Linked DNA regions of Mus musculus: regions 1, 3 and 4 are each linked to region 2. A link is a loop called in an ENCODE intact Hi-C map of the cell type or tissue named here. Cell type or tissue: heart. All regions are shown on one strand. Region 1 overlaps Prss36 (protease, serine 36). Region 2 overlaps Orai3 (ORAI calcium release-activated calcium modulator 3). Region 3 holds the start of Zfp668 (zinc finger protein 668). Region 4 holds the start of Stx4a (syntaxin 4A (placental)).

Region 1 (5,000 bases), 160 kb before region 2:
GGTGGTCTTTGACTCCTGAACTTAAGTGACTCTCCAGCCTCAGCCTCTTGAATCGCAGGCACTACAGATATAGACACCATACATGCTCCTTTAGCTATAATAATTGCCTAGTTCTACTCGGTTAGTATCTCTCAATGTCTTTACATTTATTTATTGTGTGTGCATTTTACACTCAATATGACCTTTAGCCATTTTTTGTTTATTTGTTTGGAGACAGTCTCCTGGAGCTCAGGTTAGCCTAAAAATAACTATGCCCTGATCCTTCATCTCCCATGTGTTAGGACTATAGGTATGTACCTTGGCTTTAATTTATTTTTTGTGTTTGTGTGTCTGAGTGTGTGCATATGGAGGCGGTGTTGTATGTGTGTGTGCAGGGGTGCAGGCAGAGGACAACCTCAGGTGTCATTGGACATACAGTCTACCTCCTTTAAGACAGGGTCTCTTGCAGAGGTGCAGTGGCACGTGCCTTTCACCCAGCACTCGGGATGCAGAGGCAGGCAGGGCTTTGCAACTCTGAGGCCACCCTGGTGTACAAATCAGATTCCAGGACAGTCAGGGCTGTTACACAGAGAAACCATGTCTTGAAAACTTAAAACAAACAATCAAAACAGGGTTTCTCATTGGCCTTGGGCTCACCAATTAGGCTAGACTGGCTGTCTATGCCTCTACAGTAGTGGACTTGCAAGCTCAAGTCACGACATTTTTACATGGGTTATGGAAATGGAACTTGGGACCTTAAACTTGTAAGGCAAGCACCAGGTGAGCAAGACCCCTCAGTATTTGATTGATTGATTGATTGATTTTAGAGACTACACTGGAACTCACTCTGTAGTCCAAGTTGGCCTTGACCTCAGAGATCTGTCTGCTTCTTCCTCTGGAGTTCTGGGATTAAAAATATACAACACCACCTCCCAGCTTTCTCAATTTACTTTTTAAAGGGGCAGAGCTCAGCATTTGTGAGACCCTGGGGTCAAGCCCAGCCCAAAACAAAACCTTGGGAGCTGCAACTTAGAAACCTTAGAAATCCAGTTGGAGAGATGGCTCAGTGGTTAAGAGCACTGTACTGGCAGGGCAGTGGTGGCGCACGCCTTTCATCCCAGTACTTGGGAGGCAGAGGCAGGCGGATTTTTGAGTTCGAGGCCAGCCTGGTCTACAGAGTGAGTTCCAGGACAGCCAAGGCTACACAGAGAAACCCTGTCTCAAAAACAAAAACAAAAACAAAGAGCACTGTACTGATTTTCTAGAGGTCCTGAGTTCAATTCCCAGCAACCACATGGTGGCTCACAACCATCTGTGATGGGGATCCGACGCCCTCTTTTGGTGTGTCTGAAGACAGCTACAGTGTATTCATATAAATAAAAATAAATAAATCTTTAAAAAAAAAAAACCTCAGAAATCAGGGAGAATAGTTTAGGGGTGAATTATTTCCAAGAATCATTCAGGTCCAATGAGACCTTGTCTCCTGGCTTTAGCCAGTCTGTGGCTCTGTTTTACCGGACTTTCCTCTAAGTAGAGTTGTAGATAATACAAATGTGAAGATAGCTCAGGAAGGTTTCCAGAAGGTGGCTATATGTTAGGCCAAAATGGGGTAAGAATTCTTGAACTAATCTCTGACTTGAGTCATCTATCATTAGGGTGACTCTGGGGGACCGCTGGTCTGTGAGGACGGAGGCCGATGGTTCCTGGCCGGAATCACCAGCTTTGGCTTTGGCTGTGGACGGAGGAACCGCCCTGGGGTCTTCACTGCAGTGGCTCCCTATGAGTCGTGGATTCGGGAACACGTGATGGGTTCAGAACCTGGGCCTGTCTTTCCCAGCCAGCTCCAGAAGCCACAGTCAGGACCCTGGGAGCCCAGAGAAGAAAACTGTACCTTTGCTCAACCAGGTGAACGGCAGATGCACTGACACTGAGCTGAGCTGAGCTGGGCTGGGCTGGGCTGGGCAGATACGAATTGGGGTGGAGGCTGCAGGGTTAAGGATTTCTGCAGACTCCCTGACCCAGGCCTCTCATCTCTTAAGAGTGCGGGAAGGCTCCGAGGCCGGGGACCTGGCCCTGGGAGGCCCAAGTGACCGTACCAGGCTCCACACCCTGCTATGGAGCTCTGGTGTCTGACAGATGGGTCTTGGCACCCGCCAGCTGCTTTCTGGAGTGAGTGAGAATCCATACATCGGGCACTCTTTCCCCTGGCTCAGTCCTTCCTCTGGGGTGAGAGTTGTACCTCAGTTTGTAGTGTGAAGTCGTAGGAAATATAGAATCCAACGTAAAGCCTGGGAGTCTGGCAAGGGCGGGTAGGTGGCTCTGTCCAGAACGCGAGAACCAGAATAACAGAGTAAGGGCGGGGTTCCAGTGTCGGACACAGTATTCCAACCCCGAGACGCAGTCTAAGCCTGGGAAGCTAGTTTTGCATCTAGTATGCGGAATGCACACGCTCCTCAGCTTCCCCACCCAGCAGCCCCGCACCTCTGACAGCTCACCCCACGATTTTGAGACCTGGCGGGTGCTGCTGCCCTCCCGTCCGGAGGAGGAGAGGGTGGCGCGCCTCGTGGCGCACGAGAACGCTTCCAGGGACTTCGCTTCGGACCTGGCGCTGCTGCAGCTGAGGACGCGCGTGAACCTGACCGCGGCCCCGAGTGCCGTGTGCCTGCCCCACCACGAACACTATTTTCTGCCCGGGAGCCACTGCCGCCTGGCTCGCTGGGGACGCGGGGGTGCGCGTGGCCGCGCGGGGCCAAGGACTGGGTGGGATGGGCGGAGCGGAACCCACGCGGGCGGCCGCATTGACCCCTCGCTGCTCATCTCTCTCCCAGAACTCGCCCCGGGCTCCAGCGCGCAGCTGGAGGCGCAGCTGTTGAACGGCTGGTGGTGTCATTGCCTGTACGGCCGCCAGGGGGAGACCGTGCCGCGGCCAGGAGACCCGCCGCACTTGCTTTGTCCCGCCTACCAGGAGGAGGAAGAGGCGGGCCTATGTTGGGTGAGCAGCAGGAACTCGTTGCAGAAATCTCGTCCGGACCAGGACCCAGCTGGAGGTGGGAGGAGCTAGAACGGAGCGGGGCGTTCTGGCCTCCGCATGGTGCCAAAACTCTTATTTCTATTCTTTCTTTCCTTCCTCTTTTTTTTTTTTTTCTTACCCCAGACAGGGTTCCTCTGTGTATTCCTGGCTGTTTTAGAACTGTGTAGGGGCTGGAGAAATGGCTCAGTGGCTAAGAGCCCTGACTGCTCTTCCAGTTCAATTCCCAGCACCCACATGGCAGCTCGCAAATGCCTGTAACTCCAATATATGACACCCTCACGCAGGCATACATGCAGGCAAAGCACCAATGCACATAAAAGAAAAATACATAAAATTTTTAAATTAAAAAAAAAAAAAACCTTACTCTGTTGATGAGGCTGGCCTCAAATGAATTCAGAGATCCGCCTGAGTGTGCACCACTGCGCTCAGATAATTCCTTTTAAAAATATGAGTGTTGGGATCCAAGCCCGGGTCCTCCTGAACCAAGTTCTTTAACGACTGGGCCATCTCTCCAACCTGAGCTTGTCAGTTTGAAGAAAGGGTTGAAACCAAGTACACTGCGACTTTAATCCTACCACTCAGTAGGCAGAGGCAAGTGATCTCAGAGTTCGAGGACAGCCAAGGCTACACAGAGAAACCCTGTCTCGAAAACGAGAGGGGATGGGAGAGAAGGTATTGGGGTTTGTCAAGTGAGGGCTGGAGTTTTATACAAACCAGCACTGGAACTTGGCTTGAAGGGTTCTTGCAGGAAAGGAGAACCAGCAAAGCCCTCCAAGCTGAGGCTCTATAGGCCTGCAGCCTACACTCATGTGAGTAATAATAGTGTTTTCTGCAGAAAGATTCCAGTTGGAGCCTTCTGTGCCGTGAGGAGGGGACCTGGTTCCTGGCAGGATACAGAACCCTCTCAGATGGTTGTCTCCGACCCCGAGCCTTTTCCCCAATGCAGACTCATGGTCCGTGGATCCGTCATGTGACTCAGGGAGCTTACCTGGAGGACCAGCTAACCTGGGACTGGGGCCCTGAAGGGGAGGAGACCGAGAAACAGACTTGTCCCACACATACTGAGCACGGTGGTGAGCAGGGGTCTGTGAGGCTTCAGGAGTTCCTGGTAATTCTTAGGTCCTGGCGAGATGTTTAGGGGGCAGCCTTGGGACTCCCTCTGACATGGCCGCCTCTCTCTAGCCTGTGGCCTAAGGCCAAAATCCACTCCAGCTGGTGTGTTGTGGCCCTGGCTGACGGAGGTGCATGTGACTGGTGATAGAGTCTGCACTGGGATTCTGGTGGCCCCAGGCTGGGTCCTAGCAGCCACTCACTGTATTCTCAGGTGGGTCTCTCCTAGCTAGGAGGCAAGGTGAGGAAAATTGGGTGATAGATGAAGGATTCTTGCAGCAGTAGGACGTCATCACGCTTAGGCTCACACAGCACAGAGAAAGCCCCCCCCGCCGTGGGTGTTTTTGTTGGGGTGGTTTGGTTTGGTTAGATTTGAGAAGGCAGAAGAGAGAGGAATCACAGAGCAGTTGGTGGGTGGTCCTAGAGACCACTTCAGCCCTGTTCTGCTGGGAAGGACTTCACCAGCTATGGAAGAAATAAGACAGGATGCTGGTTCTGATACTGGTTCCTATTCTCACAGGCTGGGCTCTACAACAGTGCCCTACATTGAAGTATATCTTGGCCGGGCAGGGGTCAGCTCCCTCCCACAGGGCCACCAGGTATCTCGGTCTGTCGTCAGCATCCGTCTGCCCCGGCACTTAGGACTTAGACCCCCCCTGGCTCTACTGGAGCTGAACTCTCGGGTGGAGCCCTCCCCATCAGCTCTTCCCATCTGCCTACACCCAGGGGGTATTCCTTCAGGGGCCAGCTGCTGGGTTTTGGGCTGGAAGAACCCACAGGACAGAGGTGAGAGTCCTTGGGTCATGGGAATAAGGAGTAACCTCGGGCCAGAACCCTTTACAGTTCTCTCTCCTCTCTAGTTCCTGTAGTTGCTGCTGTC
Region 2 (5,000 bases):
GCTCCTCGGCTCCTCTTCCCTGCCCCTTCCTTGCGCAGCCCGAATGCCTATGAGGCTGCAGTGCAGATTCGCCACCGTCCTGGGCTTTGGCCGTCACCTCTTCTCACCTGCTGTAGAGTCAAGAAAATGACGCCTGGCTCGCCAAGCCCTGTTGGCAGAGTCGACCTCTAGTCCTGGATTTTTTTTTTTTTCAGTAGAACGACTCAAGGAACAGCACACTTCCTACTTAGTGCGAAATGGTTACAAGGAAGAAGTCTTCTCGGCGTTTCCTGAAAATTTTCAGACAAGAAAAGCTGCCCAAATAATCCTAAGGAGTCGGGTAGCGAATCTGCCGATCCGGTTGTGGGCGGGGCTAACGAGAGAGGCGTGGCCAGGCGTGCGGAGCCCGGCGTAACGGGCTGCTTCCCTTAGAATCCACCAAAACCTGGGAGGGGTGGGAGGTGGAAAAATACAACCAGGAGGGGTGACTCAGGCGCTTTGCCTACCGACGCACAGAGTGAAATGATCGGTTCCTTCCCGCTTTTATATTCGGGCTCCTGTTGTTTTTCAGACAGCATGACATCGAACTTGCTATATAACGGAGGATGGCCTCGAACTCCAGATCCTTTTGCCTCTATTTCCTGAGTACCGGAATTACAGGTGTGCACACCATAACCGGTTTATAGCATGCTGGGAGATCTAACTCAGGGCTTTCTGCGTGTTAGGCCAGTACCCTAGTTACACCTCCCTTGGGCTAGTTTTAAAATGTTCCTTCTGAGCCGAGCAGTGGTGGTACACGTCTTTAATCCCAGGACCTGGGAGGCTGAGGCAGGTGGATTTCTGAGTTGGAGGCCAGCCTGGTCTACAGAGTGAGTTCCAGGACAGCCAGAGCTACACAGAGAAACCCTGTCTCAAAAAAAAAAAAAAAAAAAAAAAAAAAAAAAATGTTCAGTGGTTAAAATCAGGGTTCTGTTGAGCTTAAAAGAAACATAAAGACCCTTAAGTAGATCCTATAAAAAGTAAAGGTCTGATGTAACCCGGTTATTCTTGAGCAGTTTTTAGGCAAGGGCTACCTATGCTCATAGGATCCCGCTGCGAAACTTAAGGACAGACCTCGTTCAAGCTTCACTTGGGAACCCAAAACTGAGATCGTCCCAAGGTTCAACACCCTTTTCATCCAGCGAATGAATACAGGCTCTCTGGTCTCTGGAAGAACTGCACTCTTGCCAAGGCTTCTGAGCTGAAGATGCCTTAAGTGGCCCTCTACAAGAGCCTCTCATTATAGGCTGCTGGGCAAGCCTTTGACTTTCCTTAGTTTCAGGTTATACCTCCAGAATGGATGGCTATCTGTCACAAAAGACTGACTGTAACCATCATAACAGTGGTAGGAAAAATTGGAGCCTGGTTTTACACATTTTAACTGACCATTTCAAGTAATAAAAGAAAATGAGTCTGTACAAGGTCTATCACGACTAGACGGTAGGATTTATACTCTCAAGTTCTGAGGCTGAGGAAAAGATGCACATGAAGGTACAGGAGCTGAGGTCCCTTTGATTTATCCCAATCGAAGGGTACCAATTTCCTTCCTCTCTCTCCCAGAAATCCCTTGACCATAGTAAAGGTAATTGAGGTCATGGACTAACTCTGTGGCTTAGGGCCAGATTAGCCTCTTGGCCTCAGCTGCCTCTTAAAAATGGGAAATATAAAACTTGTTTATTGAAATGTCTGTGATGAGTAACTGAGAGAACTTAGGAATCGTCCCATAAGATGAAGGGATCATTCAAGAAAGAAGCTTACACAAATCCCAAGTTTAGGAACAAGAGTTCAGAGGCCTTAGTCTGGGAATAACTGTTTACCACATTCAGAAGTTTATCAGATCTTGTCAGCACCTGATGGACTCATACCATCTATCAAGCATATTACCTCCATCTGGCCCTTAGGAACAAAGAACCATACCCAAGGTTTCACCTTCATCCCATTCATAGCCATAGGAACATATGTGAGACACACTTTATTTACAAAACAAGGTGCATCAAAAACTCAGTGTCAGGTGGTGGTGGTGCATGCCTTTAATCCCTGTACATGGGAGGCAGAGGCAGGTACATCTCTGAGCTCAAGGCCAGCCTGGTCTACAGAGAGTGTTCCAGGACAGCCAGAGCAACAGACATAGTGAAACTCTGGCTTGAAAAACAAAACAAAAGAAAAAAAATCAGTGTCTGAAGAAGAGTTCTGCATTCTAAGGGCTGAATCTTCTCCCTTACCAACTCACCAACCCTTGTCAAGTAGCTGCACAATCTCCCACTCGTCAATACTTCCTCCTCTCCCAGTTCTGGCCAGACAGTCAGTGCCTAGGGCAGTGGAACGACCACCACAAGTCACCAAGGGTGAAGTGGCTCATCTGAGGAGCCCTGTAAAATCTCTCCCAGGATGCCAACTGCAAAGCAGATTATACAGATAAGCAAGGGCTGATTGCCTTGAGGACAGTTGTGCAGACATGTCACCTTCCTGGAGGAGCAAACAACTGCTCAGCACCACCAGGGATCTCACTAAGGCAGGCGGGCCTCTTTCCTCTCATTTAACCCAGGATCCTTAGGCTGAAACAGTTCCCCAAGCAGAGCAGAATTTACAAAACCCACCAGAACATGATGACAGGGATCATCCCTGGGAGTGTGGGATGCTGCTGGGCAGGTACTTGGCCTCTACCTCAGAGCTTACAGGAGGTGGCTCCAGCCTAGGGCAAGGAAGGAGGTCTGTCGATCCCTGGGGTTTCTGAGGCAATGCTTGCAACAGTCTAAAGCCAGGCTTACACAGCCTGCAGCTCCCCCTGCAGGCGACTGAGCTCCTCCAGCTCCTGCTTGTGGCGGTCTGTCTTGTGGGCAACCAAGGATCGGTAGAAATGTAGGGCAAAGGCCATAAACACTAGTCCCACAGGTACCATGATTGCCGTGGAGGCCATAGCTGCCTGCCAGCCTGGTCCATGAGCACTATCACACACTTGCCGGGGTGGACAGGCTTTGGAAGGCTGTTGTGATGTGGTAATAGAAGCAGAGGATGGTGTGAGGTTAGAAGCTAAACTAAGGGAGACAGTCACAGGTGGCACCTGGGACATAGGTACAACAGGAGCTGGTTTACCCATGGGTGCCCCAATGGGCACAAACTTGACCCAGCCCACCAGAACAACTTCAGCCAGGAAGAGAAAGGTACCCAAGGCAGTAGAGAAGCCCCAGGCAAGCTCCACGTATCTGTGCAGTCGTTGGTGTGGTGACTGGTGGACAGAGTTGAGATTGTGGATGTTGCTCACGGCTTCAATATGGGGCAGCAGACATGTGGAGACCATCAGTGCAAAGAGGTGCACAGCTACTAACACAGTGGTGCAGGCACTAAATGCCACCAGCAGGCCTGGTGGGTATTCATGATCGTTCTCCAGCTGTACCTCCACCATGGCCACCTGTGGGCACAAGAAGGAAGACACTTGAGTCCCTAGAACATGTTTTGCTCTGCCTGTTTAGAATCATGACTACAACATCCTAAAACTTAGAGCATAGAAGATACTCAGCTTTCCTCATCCCAGCCCCCTTTTTGGTAGTGTCTTGCTCTTATAATTTAGGCTAGCCTGGAGCTTGCTGGGTAGTGCAGGTTGAGCTGAAACTTGTGATCCTGCTGCCTCAGCTTTCCTGCGTGACTTCACCTCAGTCTCAAAGGGGCATTTTTCTGAGCTTTTACCTGGTTATAATATACTGGCTAAAAAGTAGACTCAGCAGCCCTAGCACTCACATCACTCTAGGTTTAATCTCCAACCCATAATAAAAAATAAAAAGCAGACTCAGGCTGGTGTGGCACTGCATGCTTTCTAGCATGTGGGAGCTGAAACAGGAGGATCTCAAGTTTGAGAGTAGCCTAGGCTTCTCCCAGTGGTTGGAACTTCATCTCAACCCAATCAGCGGCATACACCTTTAATCCCAGCTCTTGGGAGGCAGAGGCAGGTGGATTTCTGAGTTCGAAGCCTGGCCTACAGAGTGAGTTCCAGGACAGCCAGGGCTACACAGAGAAACCCTGTCTTGAAAAACCAAGGGGAAAAAAAAAGAACCCGAAACTGCTGGGTGTAGTGACAAGTGCCTTTAATCCCAGAACTAAAGAGTACCAAGCCACAGTTAGGGCTACATAGAGACCCTCTTTAAAAAAAAAAAAAGAAAAGAAAAGAAAAAAGAAAGAAAAGTCACTATAGACCCAAAGCAAGCAAAAATCTTGAGCTGTTTGGGTCTGTTCTCAGTTCTACAATTTGTAGTTTCCTCACAACAGCCTACTAGTCCAGACTTGCCTCAAATTCACTACCCCCCTACTTCAATGTCCTGAGTAGGGTTACAGTCCTATGACCTTGAACAACTGTGTAATCTCTGAGCAAGTGCCTCCCTCAGTTTCCTACCTGAAAAATGGGGACAATAGTCTCAGTGAGAAAGTTAATGCTAAACATTAAATTCTATGACTAGAGCCAGGCACAGACTGTTAGAGTTGATGCTAATGTCTAAGGCACAAAGAGAGAAAACCCAGAAGGTAGTAACTGCCATCTCTTAAACTCCAATAAGCTTCACGTTTCCAGATCAATCTAAAAAGCTTGTCATATCTGGTCACACCGGGGCTGCATTCAATGTGCCAACTATGCAGGATGAATCATGGCTGCTCATGTTTGACAGGTCAGGGAGTCTACCGTGACTCCACCCAGCTAGCCTGAACTTTGCAAACATTTGTGTTGATGGACAAGTTTGGGCTTTAAAGCCAGGCTGCTGAAGTCAAAAATCCTGTCACTAGCTCACTGTGCAGTCTAACATGCCTTTTCTTATATGAACAACTGCCACTATACCAGGTACTGAACATTGAATGTTTGTTGAGATAGGACTTCATGAAGCCCAGGCTAGCCTTGACTCTCTGTATAGCCAAGAACAACCTTGTTTGTTCTTTTTTATTACCTCAAGTGCTGGGATTATAGGTGTGCTATACGCTATACCATGTTTGTTGTTGTTTAA
Region 3 (5,000 bases), 100 kb before region 2:
GTGGCAGCAGCATTCTCTCTGCAGAAGGGCTGAGGCCTAGAAAGGGGGGACAGTAGTCAGAAGGAAGGATCGAGTCAGTTTTGTTTCTTGGTTACTAAAGCAAGTCGCAAAGAGGTTCCCCAAACATCCATGCCAAGGGACCCGCTCTCTCTTAGGTCTGGAGGTTCAGAAAGCCTCGCTATGCACAAACTCCTAGAAATGTTCCCCCAGGTTTAAGTCATCTCTAGAGCCTGAGAGAAATAAGGAAAATAAAATCTGGAGCCTAGACAGACTGATTTTGTTTTTTAGGTTATATATAATGGATCTTATTGATCTTCAGACTGTGCACTCTATCATTCTGACAACCTAACAAAAATCTATGAGGTGTGTGTTTGTTTTTGTAACAACGAACCAGAACTATTTGCTTTTGAGATATGGTCTCAGCTCACTGTAAAGTTCAAGCTGCTCTGGGATTCCCTCAGTCGCCCAAACTAGTTTCACACTTATGAATTTTCCTACCTCAGACTCCTGAGAGTTGAGATTGAAGGAGACAGCCACGACTGTTGGGCAGGCCTTACACAGACGTGCAACCTTTCTTTCTTCACTCTTCAGCTAAACCGAGTGGTCTGAAAAGAATGGCAGAGCAGCTGCTTTCTTCAGTGGTCACCTATGTGTTGTAGAAGGTAGAGGCCCTCTTAGGGACGAACCTGGCTTCAGTGGTCACCTATGTGTTGTAGAAGGTAGAGGCCCTCTTAGGGATGAACCTGGCCTTTTCAGCATCACACTGTTTCCCTGTTAGGCGTTAGTTTTACTTCCTTTAAGTACATTTAATCCCATTCCATTTCAGGTTGAAAGTTCATTTTATTCTCTGCCTTTTCTATCCCCTACCTACCTTACCTTGCTGTCTCCAACACTTTTCATTCCCTCTTCTACTTTTTCTCTAAATTATGATAGCAACTCAGGCTGGACAGTACCATGGGCCAAGCACTGCTGTTACACAAGTGTATTTGGGGTGGGTGGGTGGCATTTCAGACAGGGTCTTACTATGTAGCCCTCGCTTCCCAAACTGGGACTAGAATCATGCGACACTATGATAAGCTTGTAAGTACATTTACACCACTAAATCCAAAGCCGTGTTACCTCGTTTTTTTACATAAACTCACTTCAAGAGGCAACCTTCATTCCAAAACCAGCAGCAGCTATTCATTTCTGCCACATCATCTGGCCTTTCTCCGGGGCTGACTAGTCTCCTGGGACCCTAGCACAACTATTTCTAATCTCACCAGCTGAGCCTGGTCCCAGAATTCTCACTTCTCAAAACTCCTTCACTCGAGTCCCCTTTTCCTAACCAACCACCATCACATTCCTGTAGAGTCACTCGTCTTTTCTGCCAATTTCTTCTCTAGATCCCTACCTCGCACCAGGAGTGCCTTCTGGTTCCCGCCGCCGGCGCGTCCGTTGGAGGTCGTGAACGGGAGCGCGCCTGCGCACTGGGACCCTTACCCTAACTGCAGCCGCGAGCCATAAGTGGTGGCTGGTGCGAGAGTTCTCGAGCCCATACACACGCACACTCAGCCAGGGTACCCGGGAGTGGTAGCTGAGGGAAAGGTGCGGGAGAGAGGAGGAGGTAGAGGGAGCAGGGACAGCTGGTATGAACCCAGAGTCTAGCCCAGTTCCGCGGACACTTCCTATTGTTACCAGGAACCAGGAAGTGTCCTAGATGCTAATGCTTCCCCGCGAAACTTCCGCCTGGGAACACTTCCTGTCCCTCCCGCGGGCAGTGTTTCCGCACGGACACGCTTCCGGCGCTAGGTTCCGGGTGGGCCCGACTGTTTGTTTTCTTTTTGTTGTTTTGAGACTGGGTCTAACTCTGCAGCCCGGGCCGGCCTCGAGCTCGGAGCAATCCTCCTGCCTCAATTTCCAGAATGCTGGAGCTCCCAGGCAGCGTGAGCCCCCACGCTCCGCTGCGGGCGCAGCTCTGGCTCCGCCCACGCAGGTCGGCGCGGCGTTCGGATGGATTTAAGCCACACTTCCGTCCAGAGCTGCTGAAACCCTTCGCGTGCTTATTCGGGCAGTACGGTCACAGGAAAGACCCTGCAGCCCCGGCTACGGCGCTTTGGTGACACTTTTCACGAGGTTCCATAAAAGCTTCTTCCCAGGGCTGGCGTGGAGGGATCCTCGCTGAGTCCTTTCCTCGCTGTTAGAGGAAATGTGGACTCGACGTGGACGCGGGCACCACAAAGCCCGAGCGCCCTCTCCGCATCGTCCCACCTCCTAGCTCCTGCAGACGCTTCCGGCGACTTGGCGGGTGTCCGCCGTCAATCAGCCCGGCGTGCCAGCCCCTCAGCACCCAGAAACCCTTCGCAAGATACTTCTCTGCTTCCGCAGGCTCGGGGCTGCTTCCCTAAGTTTTTCCTTCCTCCCGAGCAAGGAAGGCGGCCTTCCACTTCCGCCGTCTGCCCGGCGGCCCCTCCCCGCCCTCCCTCCGGGTCCTAGCGCCTGCCCCTCTCCGACTGTCCCGAGCTCCGTCGGCGCCAGGCACCGCCGCCAAAGCTGCGGAGCCTGCGAAAACCGATCCAGGTAGGACACGCCGGCGGGAAGTCGCGGGGGCTCGGGCAGCGGCCCCCGACGCGGTTTGGGGTGCTCCCGGCTTCACGTGTGCTGCCGAGCGGACGGAGTTGACCAGGCGCGAGCATCCCGGGCGGGGCGAGCCGTGAGCGGCCTCGGGCGGGCTGCGGGCCCAGCAGGTCCTAGAACCCGCCCGGTGCCCGCCGGTCAGTGCTTTGGATGCCCAGGCTCAGCGGACGCGACTGCCGGCCCTGCTCGGCGCGGACCCGGGGGTCCTAGAGTCCGCCATGTTCCGGGCTTTTGTCTGAGTGGCGAGGGCCTCGTCGCCGAGTCCTTGGCGGCTGCGCCCCCCCTCCCAGTCCGAGGTTCTGCCCGCCCCTCCCGCGGTCCTAAAGAACGCCATTTTGCAGGTCTTTGTCCTGCTCTGAATCCTCCGTCCATTCATTTCTTCATGCCTTCCTTCTTCATTCATTCTGCCCTGTTCCGCTCGCCGAAGCTACGTTATCCTAGGGTTTAGTCCCAAATGAGTCAGCATACAGCCCCGCTCTGCGGGGGCTGCCTGTCTGGCGAGGACACCCGCACAAACACGGTTGCAGAGAGCGAGGAGCGCTGGGTTTCTGCAGGTCTTGTCCCTCCTCAGAGAGTCTGGTAGGCCCTACTGCCCTGCAAACTCCCGTATGCTGTTCCACTATTCCACTGAAGAAATTGAGTCCCCGAGCGCGATGCATCCCTCATCTTACAGCTCGTTATTATTTTTGTGGGGAATGGAGTATTGGAAGCATGCAAGTATCTTCCCATGGGAGAAGGAAAAGGAGGGACAAAGGGAATTGCATATGGAGGTGGTAAAGTTTGTGAATTGTTGATGGAGCTTTGGTTGCTGACCAGAGTGGACGCTGCTACAGAATCTGAGGGTGGAAAAATGGGATCATGTGAGCTGACTGGTTGTTAGGCCTAGGATATCATTAAACATTCACCACAACACAGTTTCATCAAAAGGCTCAAGGTTTGGGAGGCTTATATGTTGACCTATTTGAGGATTATATCTAGATGCCTCTTTTTTTTTTTTTTTTTTTTTTTTTTTTTTTTTTACCACACCTGCGCTGCTCCCTCAAACCCAGCTTTGGGGACACTGAGTCTCATTAACGTGTGAGAAATTAAAATGTCATCTCTCTTACTGGGTTTCATCACAACAGTAAACAAATTGGAGTACTAGGGTGATACTTGAACCATGTGACCTTGTAAAAAACGGGGCATTTAAGTTAATAAATAGTTGGTGACTGACTCTCACAAACTCCTACAGTGGAAGAGGCAGAGGCTATAGACCTGGGTGTGAATTCCACCAGAAGTTTGCTCTCAGTCACCAAACAGTTTTGGAGTAACAGGTGCGTAGAACAAAGTTCCCTGGACCCGATTGCTGGAGGTGAAAAATTAAGAACCAAATAATAACATATGCTAGTGCTACAATAGTCAAGGGGACAGATGGCAGAAATGTCCATATCTGACTACTTGGCTTCAAATACCAGCTAAGTCTGTGGTAATTGCCTGGCTTTTCTGTGTTATCTCTTATATCTCGTGTGTTTTTGTAGCACATGTGTGGAGGTCAGAGAACAACTTACTGGAATTGGTTCTGTCTTTCCATCATGTGGGTCCTGAGGATACAACTCAGCCTCGACAGAAAACGCCTTTACCTACTGGGGCATCTTGGGTTCTTGTTCTTGCCCCAAGAACAGGAACCTAACCTTCCGGCCTGAAGCTCTCCCCTTAGGGCTTTATTGAACCTTAATTACTGCTGAAAAGACCTTGTTAGCAAACACAGTCTTGGTGCGGCTAGAGCTTCAACATAAGAATTTTAGAAGACAGATACTCAGCTATAACAGGCTTCTAAGGCATCAGGACATGAACTTAAGTCAAAGAAGTCAGTTAAGTGTGCATAAAATACACATGATGTGTAATCCATGGCAGGAAGCCGGCACCTTAAAAGAAAAGGTTTTTGAAGTTAAAATGTAGTTAGGATAAACATCTCATTATCTGAAAGGAGTATATGAGGTGTGGTGGTGCACATAGTAACATTATAACACTCAGGTGAGAGTTCCAGGCCAGCTGAGGCTAATAGTGAAACTTTGTCTCAAAGCTAGAAATTGCAAACAGTGCCACGAAGAAAGACATAGAGCCAAAGTACAGGATTCACAGCTGTAATCCCTACACTGAGGGGGTTAAGGCAGGAAGAAGAATCAAGGCCAGCCTGAGCTACATAGTAAGATCCTGCACACCCCCTCCAACAACAAGGTAGACAAGAAAACCTTCATTATTTTTTATGTATATGAGTGTTATGCTTACATGTATGTATGTGTACCAAGTGTATGCCTGATGCTTACATGTATGTATGTGTACCAAGTGTATGCCTGATGCTTACATGTATGTATGTGTACCAAGTGTATGCCTGATGCTTACAT
Region 4 (5,000 bases), 65 kb before region 2:
TCTGGAAGAACTCGTCGTCCGGGCTGCCCAACCGGGCAGCACCTGAGTGCACCACCAGCGCGACTCGAACCTCATCTTCATCGTCTGAGATGTTATCCCCCTGCCAGGGCCGGAGTCATTGGCGACAGTTGCTCGCTGCGGTTCTCGCCCCGCAGGAACCATGGGCTTCCGGGATTTTCCTTCCTGGCCATCAGCCACCCGCCCGGGACCCAAAACCAGGAGTCCTCACTCCAGCGCGCCCGCCCGGCCCCGCTTCTCCTCACTCCAGGGTGTCCTCACCATCCCGGTTTCTCACCTGCCTCAACTCGTGGGTCCTGTCGCGCATGGTGGTCGGAGTGCCCTGGACCCGAGCCCAAAGGGCCTCAAGGTTCTAAATTTGGAAGTCCTGCACCTCTCTCACACTTGACACCCCCTCCCTCACCCAGCGAACTCCAGTACACCCCGGAGCCGCCAAAGGCCCCACCCCTTTCACCATCCACAGTCGTGGGGAAGAACCCGATCATAGGACCCCCAAAGTTCTACAGGTTGGAATTCCCTTCTCTTCCCCCCATCCTGCTCCCGCAGCTGCCGCCCCGCCCCTCGGGGGATGACTCCGAGCATGCGCGCGAGGGCTCGGCTCGTCCTCGCTAGAGGGAAAGGCGGAGGTCGGAAGCAGTGGCAGCCGAACGGAAGCGAGGCTGCCTGAGTCCAGAGCCCGCCCCGCTGCTCCCCCCCCCCCCACTACCGGAACATCTCATATTGGAGCCGAGATCTAGTTGCCCAAAGGGTTGGGAATGCGTCATTTGCACGCAGTCTGAGAGCCTCGTATCTCACATCACCCCATGGCGCCCCCTCATCACGTGACAGGCCGGGCCCAGCTCCGCGGGCTGCACGCCCGACCGCCAGTCATGTGTTCCGGCCTGTCAGCGACGTCTCGGGCTTCAGTCTCGCGACGTCCCCGACACCCCAGCGTCTGAGCTGTGCCCCAACAGCTTCTTCGAGGTGGGGAAGGGTACACTGCCTACTCTCAGCCACCTACTAAGGATGCTCTGTAGAATTCACTTTTTTGTTGTTTTAATTTTGGGTCCTCGGGCGTGGGCAAAGTGAAGACTTGCATTTGGGGCTGTCAGTATCATGAGACCTTGGAAATCAGGAAATAATAAGACCCGAGTCTCCAGCGTCAGGGAATTGCAGGGTTTTGTAGGCAGAGAATCTGGGGGTGGGAAGTGACCTCAGCCAAGGTGGCGCTCCCCCCGCTGCTCCCCCGCGTCCTCCTGGCACAGCCTCTGACAGGTGGGCGGCCTATGCCCCGAGTGAGCATTGCAGTCCCGCTGAGCTCGCTACCTTCTGAGCAGCACGACAATTCCAGAGCAGCTCAGACTGAGAAAAATGTACTGTTACCTCCGCAGCCCTGCCTTACAGCTGACGTCTCAGCATGACTTGCTTTTCTTTAACGGAATCCCCAACACCAAATTCGGTAGCTGCCACATAGCAGTCCTGCATAGAAGATTTGATCCGAATAGTAGCCTTTCCTGTATTTGAAACTAAAGCCCGTGGCTTCCTGATCTTCTTTACGCTTCTCTCACGGTGCCATTTCCCCAGATTTGTTTGTTTGTTTGTTTGTTTGTTTGTTTGTTTTTCGAGACAGGGTTTCTCTGTGTAGCCCTAGCTGTCCTGGAACTCACTCTGTAGACCAGGCTGGCCTCGAACTCAGAAATCCGCCTGCCTCTGCCTCCGGAGTGCTGGGATTAAAGGCGTGCACCACCACTGCCCGACTTCATTTCCCCAGCTTTGACCCTCCAGAAATACATTCACTTGATAGATTTATTGGACACATACATACTAGGGAATAGATACTGATATGGGCTAGCGACATATCAAGGACCAACAGACCAAAGTCCTGTGCCCTGTGGAACTTCTATTGTATAGAAGCTTCCCCCCCCCCCGCACCCCCCAAAGTCCCTCAGCAGGTGTCAGAACAGCTAAAAATGGGTATTTGAATACCTGAAAGTTCATCAAAAGAAACAATAGTCAGTCCCTTTCTGGTTCTGGGCGAGAAGCCTAGATTTCTGAGTTGCTATGGACTTTTGGAGAGTCATGTTTGTCTTTGGACCTTGGTCTCCCATCTCTGAACTAGGGGTGACTGCAAAGGACTGGGAAGGTCATCAAGACTGCAAATTGTAGGGCTCAGCGGTTAAGAGGTTGAGAGCACTGACTGCTCTTCCAGAGGTCCTGAGTTCAATTCCCAGCAACCACATGGTGGCTCACAACCATCTGTCATGGGATCTGATGCCCTCTTCTGGTGTGTCTGAAGATAGCAACAGTGTACTCATATACATTAAATGAATAAAATCTTTAGGGCTGGAGAGATGGCTCAATGGTTAAGAGCACTAACTGCTCTTCCTGAGGTCCTGAGTTCAAATCCCAACAACCACATGGTAGCTCACAATCATCTGTAATGAGATCTGACACCCTCTTCTGGGGTGTCTGAAGATAGCTACAGTGTAATTGCATATAATAAATAAATAAATCTTTAAATCTTTTAGATAAAAGGCTGGAAATTGTCACATGCAGCCTGACCCCATGCATGGGGCGTTGGTCCTTTCCCCTTTAGAGTATAGCTCGCCTAGAACTGGGAAGGAGGGAGTGAGGATCCTCTGACGCTGACCACCCCACTCAGGGAATGCAGTGTTGCTGCGTTTCTTCAGAAGCCCAGTCTGCCTGGTTTGGTCCCCTGAAGACAATGTGGAGAAAACTGCCTGCTGTGGGGTCTGACTTTCAAGGTCTCATGATTCTGATAGCCTCCACATGTAAGTCCTCGGTCTTCCCAGGTGCCAGGGACCCAAAAGAAAACCAACAAAAGGGGGCTGGTGAGATGGCTCAGTGGGTAAGAGCACCCGACTGCTCTTCCGAAGGTCCAGAGTTCAAATCCCAGCAACCACATGGTGGCTCACAACCATCTGTAACAAGATCTGACTCCCTCTTCTGGTGTGTCTGAAGATAGCTACAGTGTACTTACTATAATAATAAATAAAAAATCTTTAAAAAAAAAAAAAAAAAAAAAAGAAAACCAACAAAAAAAGAACTTTGTAAGGGTATGCTTGCATATTAGCTGCTGCCTCTGGTTAACTGCTGCCGGCCTCATACTCTCTCCTACTCTCTTCTCCACCTCATTCTCTAGTTAGTATTACAAGGGCGTGGAGGGACTCTTGGATACCTGTCACCTAGCCCTGCCTTGAATATTTCATTGTTTCCCTCTGAAATTCAATTTCCTCCTTTGACAACTTGGTCTGACAGTTTCTTCCTTGCTAAAGGTAAGAATTGGATGGCATCAAGAAAGGTTTAGGTGCTGGGCAGTGACAACACAGTCCTTTAATCCCAGCACTCAGACAGCAGAGGCAGAGGCAAAGGCAGGTGAGTTTGAGGTCAGCCTGGTCTACAAAGTGAGTTTCAGGACAGCTAGAGCTACACAGAGAAACCCTGTCTCAGAAAACCACAGAAATTTTCCAAAGGATAAGGTTAGGACTACGGCAGTAGGAGCCTGTAGATGGGTAAGGTTCCTTTCTAGGCTTTGCTCCTGTGAGTTTCATCTCTCTCTGGGCCTTTCCACCATACCTGCCTGTTTGCCAGCCTCTTGGCCCTCAGCTGCGGTTCGGTGCTTCTTTTAAAGTATCTCAAGGTTACAACAGTCGTTACTATTTCATTTGTGGTCTCTGTGTATGATCACAAGTTTTTTTTTCTTGTTGTTTGCTTGTTTGTAGCCCTAGCTGTCCTGGAACTCATAGAGATCTGCCTACCTCTGCCTCCAGAGTGATGGGATTAAAGGTGTACCCCACTATGCTCGGCCCATGAGCACAGGTTTTTAAGATGATAATTTAAGGTCCCAAGAGGCTAGATACAAAGATCCCAGGCGGCTGGAACCTGGCTAGTTCTGACTAGCAAGGTCTCATGATGCTGACAGCCCCCAAGTGGAGTGATGTATGGAGCAACAGGCCACTGGGTGGAGCCCCTAGTGCTCAGGCCTGTATTCTTCTTGGACTCTCATACCTACGAATCCTATGTTGACTGTAGTGAGTCTGTGTGTGTGTGTGTGTGTGTGTGTGTGTGTGTGTGTGTGTGTGTGTATTCCTTCCATTCTGTCTGAAGCTCAAGCTCTGCACTGTCCTGAGGCTTAACAACCTGTCCCTACAGGGCTGGAGAGATGGCTCAGCAGTTAAGAGAACTGACTGCTCTTCGGAAGGTCCTGAGTTCAATTCCCAGCAACCACATGGTGGCTCACAACCATCCGTAACGAGCTCTGGCGCCCTCTTCTGGAATGTCTGAAGGCAGCTACAGTGTACTTACATATAATAAATAAATAAAACCTTTTAAAAAAATAATAAAATAAATTAAAACAACAACAACCTGTCCCATCATCTCTGCCTACAGGTCTGATCACACCCAGACTAGACCCAGATGACCTGGCCTAGGGTCACCTCTATGAGTCAGGTTACTTAGCCTCTTTGCTTTAGTTCCCAACTGGGAAAAAAAAATGAGAGCAATACCATTAAACTAGTGTTTGATAAGGATTAATACAATACAAGAATGAAACGGTGCCTGCCTTGGGATAGCGCTGTGTGTTTGCTCTTGCTAAGTGGGGATGAGGATGGCGCTCGTTCCTCTGAGGATCTCAGTCTCCAGGTGTCTGTCAGAGATTCTACTTTGCTGCTGGTCCAGGATTTTTCCTTCCCTTTCTATCTCCTGAGCCCCACTGTGCACCAGGTGCCAGTGTAGCAGTCTTGCCAATCCTGTACATTTCTTCTGTCTCCACTCAGGCCTCTCAGGCTCTACATTTTGCTTACCACTGATTATTTGCTGTGAGGACAGGAATTCACCTGCCTTATTCACTGCTGCGTCCCCAGCACCCTCAATGGCCTGCCACACTCTAGCTAGTCACAAATGAATGCAATTCTTTTGCATTTAAATTTTGCATAACATTAATATGTGTAAGGCTCTAATGTAAACATTTTTATCATTTTAAT

The links. A loop is a pair of places that touch in the nucleus more often than their neighbours do. Peaks named below come from ENCODE experiments on the same cell type or tissue, not always from the same donor. Only the 100,000 strongest peaks of a DNase experiment are listed, where the experiment ranks them.
Region 1: a loop joins it to region 2, with 2.7 times the contacts of the local background. A loop is called at or near these places in 6 of 42 quality-filtered maps.
Region 3: it touches region 2 in a loop (2.0-fold over the local background); 5 of 42 quality-filtered maps call a loop at or near these places.
Region 4: it touches region 2 in a loop (2.1-fold over the local background); 4 of 42 quality-filtered maps call a loop at or near these places.

The regions. Positions count from the first base shown.
Region 1 is chr7:127,933,473-127,938,472 of GRCm38, reverse strand. Prss36 (protease, serine 36) reads left to right here. Exons shown (of 15, transcript NM_001319147.1): 7 at 1,635-1,884; 8 at 2,019-2,148; 9 at 2,470-2,708; 10 at 2,808-2,971; 11 at 3,846-4,083; 12 at 4,193-4,334; 13 at 4,641-4,906; 14 at 4,981-5,000. Among named protein-coding and RNA genes, the nearest start is that of Prss8, 5.9 kb to the right of the region's middle. In heart, no CTCF peak of the experiment used is centred here; DNase peaks (open chromatin) are centred at 1,892, 2,902, 4,262 and 4,753; H3K4me3 peaks cover 1,920 bases; H3K27ac peaks cover 2,153 bases; H3K27me3 peaks cover 547 bases.
Region 2 is chr7:127,771,984-127,776,983 of GRCm38, reverse strand. Orai3 (ORAI calcium release-activated calcium modulator 3) reads right to left here. Exons shown (of 2, transcript NM_198424.3): 2 at 1,834-3,427. The coding sequence ends at 2,783. Among named protein-coding and RNA genes, the nearest start is that of Setd1a, 2.9 kb to the left of the region's middle. In heart, a CTCF peak has its summit at 2,809 (motif pointing left); DNase peaks (open chromatin) are centred at 353 and 2,833; H3K4me3 peaks cover 1,388 bases; H3K27ac peaks cover 824 bases.
Region 3 is chr7:127,873,606-127,878,605 of GRCm38, reverse strand. Zfp668 (zinc finger protein 668) reads left to right here and starts at 1,770. Exons shown (of 3, transcript NM_146259.4): 1 at 1,770-2,559. Zfp646 (zinc finger protein 646) reads right to left here and starts at 905. Exons shown (of 3, transcript NM_172749.4): 1 at 499-905; 2 at 1-36. In heart, no CTCF peak of the experiment used is centred here; DNase peaks (open chromatin) are centred at 1,635, 2,385 and 2,825; H3K4me3 peaks cover 3,959 bases; H3K27ac peaks cover 3,233 bases.
Region 4 is chr7:127,837,364-127,842,363 of GRCm38, reverse strand. Stx4a (syntaxin 4A (placental)) reads right to left here and starts at 556. Exons shown (of 11, transcript NM_009294.3): 1 at 296-556; 2 at 1-100. The coding sequence starts at 325. In heart, CTCF peaks have their summits at 2,294 (motif pointing left) and 4,289 (motif pointing left); a DNase peak (open chromatin) is centred at 673; H3K4me3 peaks cover 1,567 bases; H3K27ac peaks cover 1,554 bases.